Linked DNA regions of Homo sapiens: all the other regions are linked to region 1. A link is a contact called in ENCODE Hi-C or POLR2A ChIA-PET data. All regions are on one chromosome and are shown on one strand. The core of a region is the stretch at or near the end of the contact, and the rest is flanking DNA. Distances in the headings are between cores, read along the strand shown.

Region 1 (4,174 bases), core at 1,006-3,505:
CGCTGCTAGGTGTTGAGAGGTAAAAACAAATAACATGCAGTAGGTTCCCTCAGTGGGCTTACGGTCTGTTTTATTACTTTACTGTCACTGTTTTATTTACTTTGCCTAGCACGCCAGTTGCAAAGTACTCAATAAATGTTTCTGAACGTATGATTGTCTTGTGGAAACAGGCAAGCATACCAATAACTTCAATGAAATGACAGGATGTAACTGTGCCTGGCCCATAGTAAGTGTCTGGTACCATATAAGCATTAGCTATCTTAATTATGAGTTTAGTAGAATAAATGCTGAGATTGAGTGTGCGGGCTGAAGGTTGAGGGTGAGGAGGTAGAAGTGCACTCAGGGAAGTCTTCCAAGAGGCAGTATCATTGAGCTTAGTTTTGATCAGCGTGTAGGCGTTAGCCAGTAAGAGAAGAGGGCTAAGTGTGTTCCAGGCAGAAGGAACATTGTGTGCAGAGTTAGAGAGGCGTGAAATAGCACAATACATTCAGGGAACTCCGAGTAGGCAAGAAGGACTGGAGCGCCATCCTTATTGTGACATCCAGCATGCATTTGTTAAATGAGTGTTTGAGATTAGAAGCTGTGGGATGAAACAAAACAAATGAGACATTGCTTGTGTTATTCTGGCCTTCAGCATTGAACTAAATAAGCAGTCATGGACGAAGTGGCCAGAGGATTTGTTCAGTGTCATACTTGCTCTGGTACAAATGCTATATACTTTCCTACCGCACAGTCAGCCTCTTCTTGTCCTCTGCTAGAGGAAGTAAATTCACTTCATTTGTCTTTTTTTTTTTTTCCAAAACAACTGAGATAAATTACAATAAAGTTGAGGAGACTGTAGTGTAGGTGAAGATGTTTTTGCATAGTAACGTATTGCTCTAGAGCAGAGGTCAGCAAACTATGGCCTGAGGGCCAAATCTGATCCACCGCCTGTTTCTGTAATTAAGTTTTACTGGAATACAGCCATGCTCATTTGTATACAGGTTGTCTATGGCTGCTTTAGTGCTATAACAGCAGAGTTAGGTAGTTATGACAGAGACTATACAGCCTGCAAAGCTTAAAATATTTACTGGCTGGCCCTTTACAGAAAGTGTTTGCCAATCCTAGGCCAGGTGCGGTGACTCATGCCTGTAACCTCAGCACTTTGGGACGCTGAGATGGAAGGATCACTTGAGTCCAGGATTTCGAGACCAGAGTCCAGGAGTTTGAGGCCACTCTGACTGACATGGCGAAACCCCGTCTCTACTAAAGGTACACACAAAAAAACTAGCCAGGCATGGTGGCGCATGCCTGTAGTCCCAGCTACTTGGGAGGCTGAGGCAGGAAAATTGCTTGAACCCAGGAGGTGGAGGTTGCAGTGAGCTGAGATTGTGCCACTGTACCCCAGCCTGGGTGACAGAGTGAGACTCTGTCTCAAAAAAAAGAAAAAGAAAGTGAGTGTTTGCCAGTCCTCACTCTAGATTCTTCTCTTCTAATCTGATAAATAACAACCACCTAAATATTTAAAACAAGGTATTGGGTTGGTTCAGAGTCAATGTGGTAAACAATAGGTTATCGAATTTTAAAAATTCACCATTAAGGAGAGAGAAGATTGCACATACGTTACCCATAAAGTGTGTGATAAACATGAATAAATAAATAAACATAGTTTCTACGATTGGCTTTTGAATTTGGCTCTGAGCTTCCTAGCCATGGGGGGCGTTGGGGGGAAGAAGATAATTGATCACCTGTATTAGTTACCTGTTACTTCATAACAAACCATCTTAAAATTGCATGGCATATAACAGCTACCATTTACTATTTCTCGAGTCTGTGAATTGGCTGAGAGGTTCTGCTGATCTGGGCTGGGCCCAGCTGACCACAGTGGGCTTGCTCACACATTTGTGATCAGCTGGTATGTTCGCTTGGAGCTGGCTGGTCTAAAATGGCTTCAGCTGGAGTGGCTCATCTTGACTCCACAGGATGTCTCATCCTCCAGCCGGCTAGCCTGGACTTGTTCGCATAGCCCTGGCAGGTTTCAGAGGAGAGCCGAAGCACACACTTGAGGCTTAGGCTTGGAACTGGAACACCATTATTTCAATTACATTCTAGTGGCCAAAGCCAGCCAAAAGGCAGGCCCAGACTCAAGGAATGTAGAAACAGACTCCAGCTCTTGATGGGAGGAGCTGCAAAGTCACATTGCAAGGGGCAGGGAAACAGGAGGGACAGAATTGAGGCCATGTTTGAAATCACAAACAATCAATCATCATCTAAAACAGCGTGTATTCCAACCACAAAATTTTAAAAGTCATCTCTGTGGTCTAAAGCGGAAAGAACGAGTCATCATACATCAGTCTATTCAGCCCCACCCACAGATATGAATCATCAGTGTCTTCAGCTAAGAGGACCACTATCTTCTAGCTAATGACAAATACAGAGGAGGGGTGGAAAGAAGTCTGTTGGAAATGTGTACATATCACATGAGACCCAGACCCATATTCAAATACCACTTGATGAATTTCACCAGGGAATCAGACTCAGTTTTAATGGGTTAAAGGGATACGGAAAATCATTGTCACAGATGTAAGCAATAACTCAACTAAACATCAGCTTTTGAGGCTCAACCCTAAACAGACCTACAATATTCTGGCTGATTCCCATTTGCCTCCACTTTTATCATTGGGTGGTGGTAAAATTGGTCACTGTATTCAAAGATCATATCACTACCTATGGATATGGATGTGATTGAAATGACAGACAGGGGAGAATTTTTTTTAACTTACTAGCCATGTAATGATTTTTTAAAATTTATTGCTAGAAAATCTTCACTATTACCAAACTTGCCTCAATAAATGATGTTACGTATAAATAGCAACAGCGATGTCAGAAGACCTCCTTAGCATTTCTTTTCCTGGTATGATATGGCTGTCTGTAAGAAGAGAGTAAACATAGATAGCTCTTGCTTCTTACGGTATTTCAGAATCCCCCTAGAAGTTTTTTATATTAAAAAACAAACAAAAAAAAAAACACAAAACTCCCAAACCACCCAGACAAACCCACCCAGCCTAGGTATGAGAATGTTCTTTCAGGCCTAGAGCCAGTCAGGGTCCTTAGCTTTGTTTGCAAGATGCCAGTGCCTTTATACTCAGACTTCGTGGAGCTGCCACCATACTTCTGTAGTAATAGCAGTAGTGAGTGGGGAGGTACATGACAGAATTTAGAGAACTATTAGACGCCCGTTGACTCAGACATCAGGACCACCTGTGAATGGAAATATCTTTCAACTTAGATATAATAAAAAGGAACGGAGCTGTTGATGTTATTGAGGAGGTGGAAACAAAACCTTCAGGATGCTTGAAGATAACTGGTTTATAGGAGGGCTGGGGGCAATAGGGCTGTCTTAGGAAGAACAAATGATGCTTCCAAAATTTGAGTGCAGAAAATCAGAAGTTAACCTTGGGTGGGTCACAAGGTTAAATGTAATGAAGGCTAAGTGTGACAAGGTTAAATGACATAACATATATAAAATACCTGGTGGGTTACTTAGAAGAGTACACCTCAAAAATGTTGGTTCCCTCCATCTCTCTGGATCCCCCACCCCCTTAAGGATTTCTTAAAAAACGAAAAACCTGCCAGCCAGCTGCCACTGGAAAGATGTCAAGTAGGATAAGCTGCTGATAGGTGGTAACAACAAAATCCACATCCAGGTGGATGGAGCAGGGGGATGTCACCTCTCCTGCCCCTCCCCTAATTACAAGTTGGAGGCAGCATAAAGACATTCCTTCCTTCCTGCAGAGGAAGTATGTGTTTTCTCTCAGACCTACCTTGGCATTCCTTGATGTCTTAGAGAAGCAGATGACCCCGGCTGAGCAAGACAGTCAGCAGAACAGCAGCCCTCGATGCTGCAATTGGAAATTTCCATTCTTTGCTTGCAGCTCTGAAAAAAAAAAAAAAATCTAAAGAGCCCAGTAGCTGGGAAATTTCCATGATGGAAAATTTTAACATATTCTTTAGCTCTAAACTATGCAGGTTTATAGAGACTATTTTTTTTTCTTTTGGTAATTTTCTTCTTTAACAATAATTTATGATCATTGTAACACTACAGCTGTGGGAATAAGGAGAACAAAATGAGTTGGAGGGGAATGGGTATGGTTCAGGCTAGTGGGAGGCTGTGCTATCTACTTGTGTGACCACC
Region 2 (3,874 bases), core at 1,375-3,874, 180 kb before region 1:
AGGGGAGTGATCTCGGCTCACTGCAGCTTTTAACTCCCGAGCTCAAGCAATCCTCCCACCTCAACTTCCCGAGTAGCTGGGACCACCAGCATGTGCCACCATGACCGGCTATTTTTTTAAAAAAATTTTTGTAGAGATGGGGTCTCACTATATTGCCCAGGCTGGTCTTGAACTCCTGGGCTCAAGCAATCCTCCCACCTCAGCCTTCCTAAGCGCTGGGATTACAGGTGTGAGTCACCACACCTCACCTCTACCTTACACAGTTTTATTTCTTCTTTAAGCAACATGAGCATAGGATTTGTGTGGTTTCATCTTTCTTCTAGTGCCTAGCATCCTGCACATACACTATGTGTGTCTGTGTGTCTGTGCATATAGCCTGGAAAAGCATGTAGACACACACCCAAATTTACCAAGCACTACTATGCCCAGGCACTATCTCTTACCTACACTGTTGCAAAAATCATCCATCTTCACAAAGTCTCCTTCAAGTAGTCATTATCATCATTCCCATTTTGCAGAATAGCAAACTGAAATTTAGAGAGGTTAATACTTGGCCAAAATCACAGAGATAGTAAATGGCAGAGCTGAGACTGAAATCCAAGCCTGACCAATTAAGAGCCAAGGCACTTAATAATAAATTTAATACCCATTCGATATGTCATTTAGTGAACAGCATTTCTACACAAGGTACTAGAATGAGAACGTTAGGAATGAAGATAGCCCAAGGTCAACAACTATAATATAACTATACGACAAAGGAGAAAGAGCAAAGTCCAAGAAAAGAGTGCATAACTATTCACAATAGCAAAGACTTGGAACCAACCCAAATGTCCAACAATGATAGACTGGATTAAGAAAATGTGGCACATATACACCATGGAATACTATGCAGCCATAAAAAATGATGAGTTCATGTCCTTTGTAGGGACATGGATGAAATTGGAAATCATCATTCTCAGTAAACTATCGCAAGAACAAAAAACCAAACACCGCATATTTTCACTCATGGGTGGGAATTGAACAATGAGAACATATGGACACAGGAAGGGGAACATCACACTCTGGGGACTGTTGTGGGGTGGGGGGAGGGGAGGGATAGCATTGGGAGATATACCTAATGCTAGATGATGAGTTAGTGGGTGCAGCGCACCAGCATGGCACATGTACATATGTAACTAACCTGCACATTGTGCACATGTACCCTAAACCTTAAAGTATAATAATAAAAAAAAAAAAAAAAGAAAAGACTGCATAAATGCTAAGGATGCTCACAGGAGTATGAGATCACTTTTTGGGGGAATGGAGGTAGAGAGGGGTAGGAGTAAAGATAATCATGAAGAAGATGGCACTGAGTTGCAGCTTGGATTTGAACAAGCAGAAATGAGAGGTAACAATATGTTAAAGATTAAACTGGGCTCACCTTAGTATTCTTCCTAAAGCAGCAAAGTGGGCTAATATATTACGTTCAGTTATATTATCCTTGATAGCAAAGACAATTTCATATACTTGTTTTTATGCAACATTCACATTCTGGAAACATCCAGTAAATATTTACTGATCGAGAAAGGAGGAGAAAAGGGGGCAAGGTGGGTGAATAAGAAATATTAAATATTTCTTTGAATACTTAATTAGTTCAAACACACAGTTTGTTCCACATGCAGTCTGGTTTTACAATATATGTGAATTAAATCCTTCTAGTCACTAACAATCTTTCACTAAGTTGTATGTATTCTCTGCCCATAATACTGGAAGAATCTAGGTGAAAAAAAAATTGCCCAGTTTTTTCTCTGCCCAATTTTAAATCTTCATGTGTCCAGCGATGTCTGCATTCAAAGTGATTAGGCCAAATCACTGTCTTACCAGTTTTACTCCCAAAACTAAGTACAAATCCATTTTAATCTATTTATCTGTACATCAAAAGATTTTTCTCTAGAAAATACTTTTTTTTTTTTTTTTTGAGACAAGTCTTGCTGTGTCACCCAGGCTGGAGTGCAGTGGCATGATCTCGGCTCACTGTAACCTCTCCCTCCTGGGTTCATGCAATTGTCCTGCCTCAGCCTTCCGAGTAGCTGGGATTACAAGCATGCACCACCACGCCCAGCTAATTTCTGTATTTTTAGTAGAGACGGGGTTTCACCATGTTGGTCAGGCTGGTCTCGAACTCCTGGCCTCAAGTGATCCACCCACCTTGGTCTCTCAAAGTGCTGGGATTACAGGTGTGAGCCACTGCATCTGGCCTACATTTGTATTTTAAAAAGGTAAAATTAACAAAAGGTGCCCATCTACGTAAAAAAGTCAAAAGGAACCATCTACCTGCAAGGCAGCATGAATAAAAATGTAAAGGCAAACTTAACTGTTACAATAACATATCAGCTCTGAGTCTAAAGGAAAACGGGTGTTTGTCTAAGAAATGTGCTAGAGAGAACCAGCCAGTTTTAATGTGCCTTAAGCAATGAAAACCTGTTTCCTCCTTTCCTTCTTGTCCTTTTGAAAAGACAACATGTCACAGGGAGACGTTTTTCTAACAGCATCCATCCTGGTGACAAATGTTTGCCAAGGGTGGGGAGAGAGGAGGGAGGAAAGAAAGAAAAAGAGAAGGAAGACGCCATCTGCTGACGAAAGAGAAAAGAAGAGGAGGAGGAATTGGAAGGCGCCACTTCCGGGTCCGTGTCTGAGAAATACAACGTATCACCATAAGGCAGACTTCTACTCAATATAAGGAAGAACTTTATAATAATTGGAGGAATTCAAAGGCAGAATTGATCAGGGACCAAAGTTCAAGCAGGGGGTGGCGAGGTCTCCTCAGGCAGAATAATCTTTCGTAAGCTTCTCCCTCTTGAAGGAAGAACGGCCCCAGTTCAAGTAGAAGAAAATACTGTGCTTATTATTTTTCTCTAATTCTTAAATGTTTCAAATAGTCTCTATCTTGATAATTCACGATTCAAAGGACTGAGACTGAAACATCAAATAAGCAAGCACACAAATTTGCCTGACACCACCTGCCCCCACCCCTAGTCCCTGGGCCTTATTTCTGGGCTTGCTGCTGGGCTCTCCACGGGCAGCTGGCTGCCATCGCTCCGCTGGAGGGCGGTACCATGAGCACGGATGGGGCCCACATGGCAGGCAAAGCACTGGAAATTGATGCCGCACCCCGCTGCTGCCTCTCAGTCAGCAACTGGCCAAAGCTGATGTGTAAGTGACCCATGTGGGCTAACACTGAGGCCTGGTCCTTACACTGGCTCCCAGAGTGTCCAGCAAAGTTAGGCTCCAATTGTTTCCCTATCTCGCTTCCCTTAAAATGTTTCTTTCACCTTCCAAACAGATAACATACATCTCTGTCTCAGCGGAACTCAATCCAAGAAAACACCTCACACCATGATGATATAAAGATGACATAATCTACAAATCATTGAAGATTCTCATCTTGGTTTCTTAGATTTTCTAGCCACATATTTTAGACTCAGTTTTGTCACACAGTAACACAAAATATACAGGTATTTATACAACAAAATATTAATATAAAACAAGTTATCAGTCCTATGTTTGTGAAGACTAGAGAGTCCACTAGACTCATAAAAGGAATGATGAAGAATACTATCATTTCTTTCAATTTTTTCAATTCTGAGAGCGAGTGACTTTGAAGTCAAAAAGACAAAAATCACTGCAGTATAATGAAAAGAAATTCCAAAGCACTATTTTGTTATGTGGAGAAGTTCACTTTCACAATTACTAAAGGCTTACTGTGTGTTTCAGACGCTGTGCTTGGTCCTACCTAAAATACAAAATCAAGACCACCCAGGCCCTGCTCTAAGGAAGTCACTCTCTAGAAAGGGACAGAGACATGTAAGTAAATAATTCCACTCGAGTGTAATAA
Region 3 (3,711 bases), core at 90-2,589, 230 kb before region 1:
AGGTGATTCTCCCGCCTCAGCCTCCCGAGCAGCTGGGATTACAGGTACCTGCCACCATGCCCAGCTAATTTTTGTATTTTTAGTAGAAACGGGGTTTCACCATGTTGGCCAGGCTGGTCTTGAACTCCTGACCTCAGTGATCCACCTGCCTCGGCCTCCCAAAGTTCTCGGATTACAGGCATGAGCCACTGCACCTGGCCCGGTCATGTTTTTAGAGTGACATATGAAGACTCCTAGAAAATATTAATACAGAAGAACTAGCTTACTATGAAGATTTCAAAATACTAATACAAATTAATGAGGTACACGTGAAATCTTCCCTGGGGAACTTCATGAAGAAGATAAGCATCCCTCCTATCTGGGTAATTTGCATACCCTCCTTCCTTAAACGCTGAGGCACGGATTGGTTCATTGGTTCAAAACCCTATCCATTATTCTCATAGCTCTCTTTATATGACAAAAAAATTCTGTCATGTCCCATTTACTACTCTAAAATCAAATTTGTTGATAATATTAACTACTGTACATGCAGCTTTAAAACATGAATATCCTAAATGTACATAAAAGATAATCTAAAAGAAGCAATTTATAATAAAAAATACTTCACATTTCATTATATAAATAATTTTCAGGTACAATTAACTATGTAATCAAATAGATGCTTGTAACTTACTTATAAAGAAGAAGCTTGTATTTAAGAGAAGTCAGATTAGAAGCTTTCCATATTAAAAGTGCAGGAAAATGAAAGAAGTAGTATAGGTGGACCAGAGAATGAAAATGAATCTATTCTGTGTATATTAAAAGTATGCAAAAATTATTTTGCATTTTTATGAAAAAATAAAGTCTAGGTTCAGAAAATTATAAACTGATCTTTCCCTACACGAATGTCCAACAGGATAACTGAAAGTCATGTGTACTACAGGGCAATTCTTTATCTCTTTTCTACTGTGGGACATTAAGTTCTCTCGCTCTCACTCATGAAATATCCTTCATTAGGCTGGGCGAGGTGGCTCATGCCTGTAATCCCAGCACTTTGGGAGGCCGAGGCCGGCGGATCACCTGAGGTCAGGAGTTTGAGACCAGCCTGACCAACATGGGGAAGCCCCGTCTCTACCAAAAATACAAAAATTAGCTGGGTGTGGTGGCTTGGGCCTGTAATCCCAGCTACTCACGTGGCTGCAGCAGGAGAGTTGCTTGAACCCAGGATACGGAGGTTGCAGTCAGTTGAGATCACACCACTGCATTCCAGTCTGGGCAACAGAGTGAGACTCCATCTCAAAAAAAAACCAGAAAAATCCTTCATTGTACCACCAGAATACCCTCATAAATTTCCACTCTGTCACCTAGGGGGCGGTACTGCTTCCATGAGAACTCCTGACCAGATCATCTATGGGAGTTTCCTTTTAGTCTTCATCGTCCGTCGCACTGAGAATCAAATCCTGATGGACAAATCAGCAACATAGCTAGGAAGCACAGTAACTTAATATAAAAAAAGACTATGAAGAAATTAATTTAGTTTAGGCTTATGCCATTAACTGTAGCCATATTCAACATAATTTCCTCTTTTTGAGTTCAGGATGATTGGTTACTCCACATAGAACATGGAGTGGAAAGCTGTATCTTTGTGACTTTTATTTAGATAGCACAAAATGAGCCTGATTTTTAAAATGTGAACATTCAAACCTGGCTAACTAATGATAAAAAAGGGAGTTTTTCATAGAACTCTACAACTCTCATTTCCTCAAAACAAGAATTAATGCATTCTTTCACATGCGGTCATTACAGGAAGGGGGGGTAGCCATTTACTGTAAATGCCTTTCTGATGCAATTCTACTACCTCTTTCAAAGACAGAATTCATCCAAGAAGCCTTAGTCACTTCTTCAAGAAAAATGCCACCGCGCTGAATGTACACAGACTAAACCACATGCCTAAGGAAAAAAGATGAGCTGATTCCACCATTAGAACACAGTTCGGGAGAAAAGTGGCAGAGAGAGAGAGCTCATAGCTTGTCAGAGCAGATCAAGTAGTATGTCTGAAAATCCGCCCTTTAATGTAACAGTCACTGTTTCATAAATCAAATGCAAACATAGATTTCCCCTCTGCCTAACTTTTAAAGTATACTTCCTAAAAATATAAGACCCCACTTCTAAGCCAGTAGCAACTGTGGTGATTTAATTTTTAAAGTTTCATGCACGGAAAGAAAAATGGAATCTTATCTTTTAAAATTTGAAAATGAAACTATGTTTTGAAGAGGGTAGATTTCACAGGAAAAGGGTAAGACAGTGGATAATACGATAAAGCAGTTTGGATGGAAAAACTTCAGACAAATAGTTCTGAACTCTTCTCAAAGAGAGGATCAATTTTTCTAAAACCTCAAAACCACCCAAAGGGAAAAAAAGGAATAATTTCTCCAGTTTATCCTTACCCGGATGAGCATGAATTCTTCTAACAGCCAGATGCACACACTTGTTTTTATGGAGGAGTTACTGCTGAGCCAAAGCCCAGGAGTCACTCAAGACTGGAGGCTGCGTGCTGCTGGAGCCCGAAATCCCCTTGATGAATGAAACTGCACATCGTAATATACACATTCAGAGCGGGCTATTGGCTAAATGAAGGCAATGCGTGTGGAAGTCTGATTTGCCACCTTCAGGGCAGGCGTCTTATATCCTAATTCAGAAAGATGACAGGCTTTTTTTTTTTTACTCCCTAGACAGTCAAAACTAGAAAGGGTTCGTTTTTCTGTAGCCTTCTCCCCAACCCTACGGAAACCACAGAGAGAACAAACCACAGTGAGACTTGACTCCTTAACTAGGCAATGCCAATGAGAAAAGAATTATGTTGACACTGGCAATTTACAAATAAGTCTCACACCACTGCCAAAGCTTGTTCGTGTTACATGACTGCCCGAGAGTCATACATAGGTATGGGGATGGTTTGGCTCATTTTTTAAGCCAAGAATTCTAAGCCGTAATTTTGGGGCTCCCTGAGGGTAGCAAACTTTACCAAAGAGTGGTAAAAACTCTTAAAAATATATTAATCTTTGTGCTATACTAGTGATCAACCAAAACATTAAAAACTAAGAATTACCTAAGTTTGGACTCAGAATCTCTGGGGAGGAGCCCAGGAAAATGAATTTTAACTGGCATCCTAGGTCATTCTTATGTCCTCTAAAGTTTGAGGACTACTTTTCCTGTTACTGGAACTGAACAGCTGATTATAGCTGCTTCCATCTTCCTTTATCATTCAATTATTTTGTCCTTGATTCCTGCTGAAGTCAGGAGTGACAAGAACAGCAAAGCCTCCTCAGGACAACTTGTGGCTTCTAACTCCAGGGAAATAAAAGGAGAGCCAGGCTGGGTTCACTTGATCTCCCCTCCCCACCTACCTCTGCTTCACTCCACCAAGACAGAAAAGTCCAAGCTGCAGAAACCTGGAAAATGCAGTACTTGAGGGCAAATATGAATATTACACTAACAGATGCTACAGCTGGAAAGCGAAAAATATACTGCCAAAGAGAAGAGGAAGAAAAAGAGAAAGAATACTAATGCTCACTGATTCCTTACTATTGTAGAAAAAACTGGGTTCTTGTCACATGACCAGGAAAAGTTACGCACACAGACCCTTTGAAGGGTGAGGGGTTATGGAATCTATTGGGCAAAAAGGAAAAAGACTCTCAGCAAAGCAAGATGAGTTTTTATGAACAGGCCCCC

The links. A loop is a pair of places that touch in the nucleus more often than their neighbours do. ChIA-PET counts read pairs that join two places held with the same protein, here RNA polymerase II (POLR2A). Pooled maps may share reads with other maps.
Region 2: a pooled map shows a loop between it and region 1 (6-fold over the local background). The contact joins two enhancer-like sites. A Hi-C loop is called at or near these places in 8 of 50 pooled maps. POLR2A ChIA-PET finds 5 or more read pairs at or near these places in 3 of 52 experiments (PC-3, activated T-cell and naive thymus-derived CD4-positive, alpha-beta T cell).
Region 3: a loop to region 1 is called in a map of naive thymus-derived CD4-positive, alpha-beta T cell, with 7 times the contacts of the local background. The contact joins two enhancer-like sites. A Hi-C loop is called at or near these places in 1 of 168 maps with a recorded cell type or tissue (naive thymus-derived CD4-positive, alpha-beta T cell) and 10 of 50 pooled maps. POLR2A ChIA-PET finds 5 or more read pairs at or near these places in 3 of 52 experiments (T-cell, activated CD4-positive, alpha-beta memory T cell and activated naive CD4-positive, alpha-beta T cell).

Annotation. Positions count from the first base shown.
Region 1 is chr7:131,186,541-131,190,714 of GRCh38, forward strand. It overlaps a transcript of MKLN1 not described here. Among named protein-coding and RNA genes, the nearest start is that of LINC-PINT, 79 kb to the left of the region's middle. RefSeq lists enhancers at 1,563-2,063, 1,674-2,873, 1,868-2,077, 2,064-2,564, 2,178-2,247 and 1 more. Within about 2 kb of position 2,256, at least 15 of the 41 ENCODE cell types and tissues checked have a DNase peak (open chromatin) inside an H3K27ac peak, as active enhancers do; they include PC-3, where a contact is called at or near this core.
Region 2 is chr7:131,005,032-131,008,905 of GRCh38, forward strand. All of the region lies in intron 3 of LINC-PINT (long intergenic non-protein coding RNA, p53 induced transcript), which reads right to left. Among named protein-coding and RNA genes, the nearest start is that of LINC00513, 94 kb to the left of the region's middle. RefSeq lists an enhancer at 2,593-2,692. Within about 2 kb of position 2,625, at least 34 of the 41 ENCODE cell types and tissues checked have a DNase peak (open chromatin) inside an H3K27ac peak, as active enhancers do; they include PC-3, where a contact is called at or near this core.
Region 3 is chr7:130,958,697-130,962,407 of GRCh38, forward strand. All of the region lies in intron 5 of LINC-PINT (long intergenic non-protein coding RNA, p53 induced transcript), which reads right to left. Among named protein-coding and RNA genes, the nearest start is that of LINC00513, 47 kb to the left of the region's middle. RefSeq lists enhancers at 1,301-2,500, 1,827-1,916, 2,470-2,559. Within about 2 kb of position 1,340, at least 16 of the 41 ENCODE cell types and tissues checked have a DNase peak (open chromatin) inside an H3K27ac peak, as active enhancers do.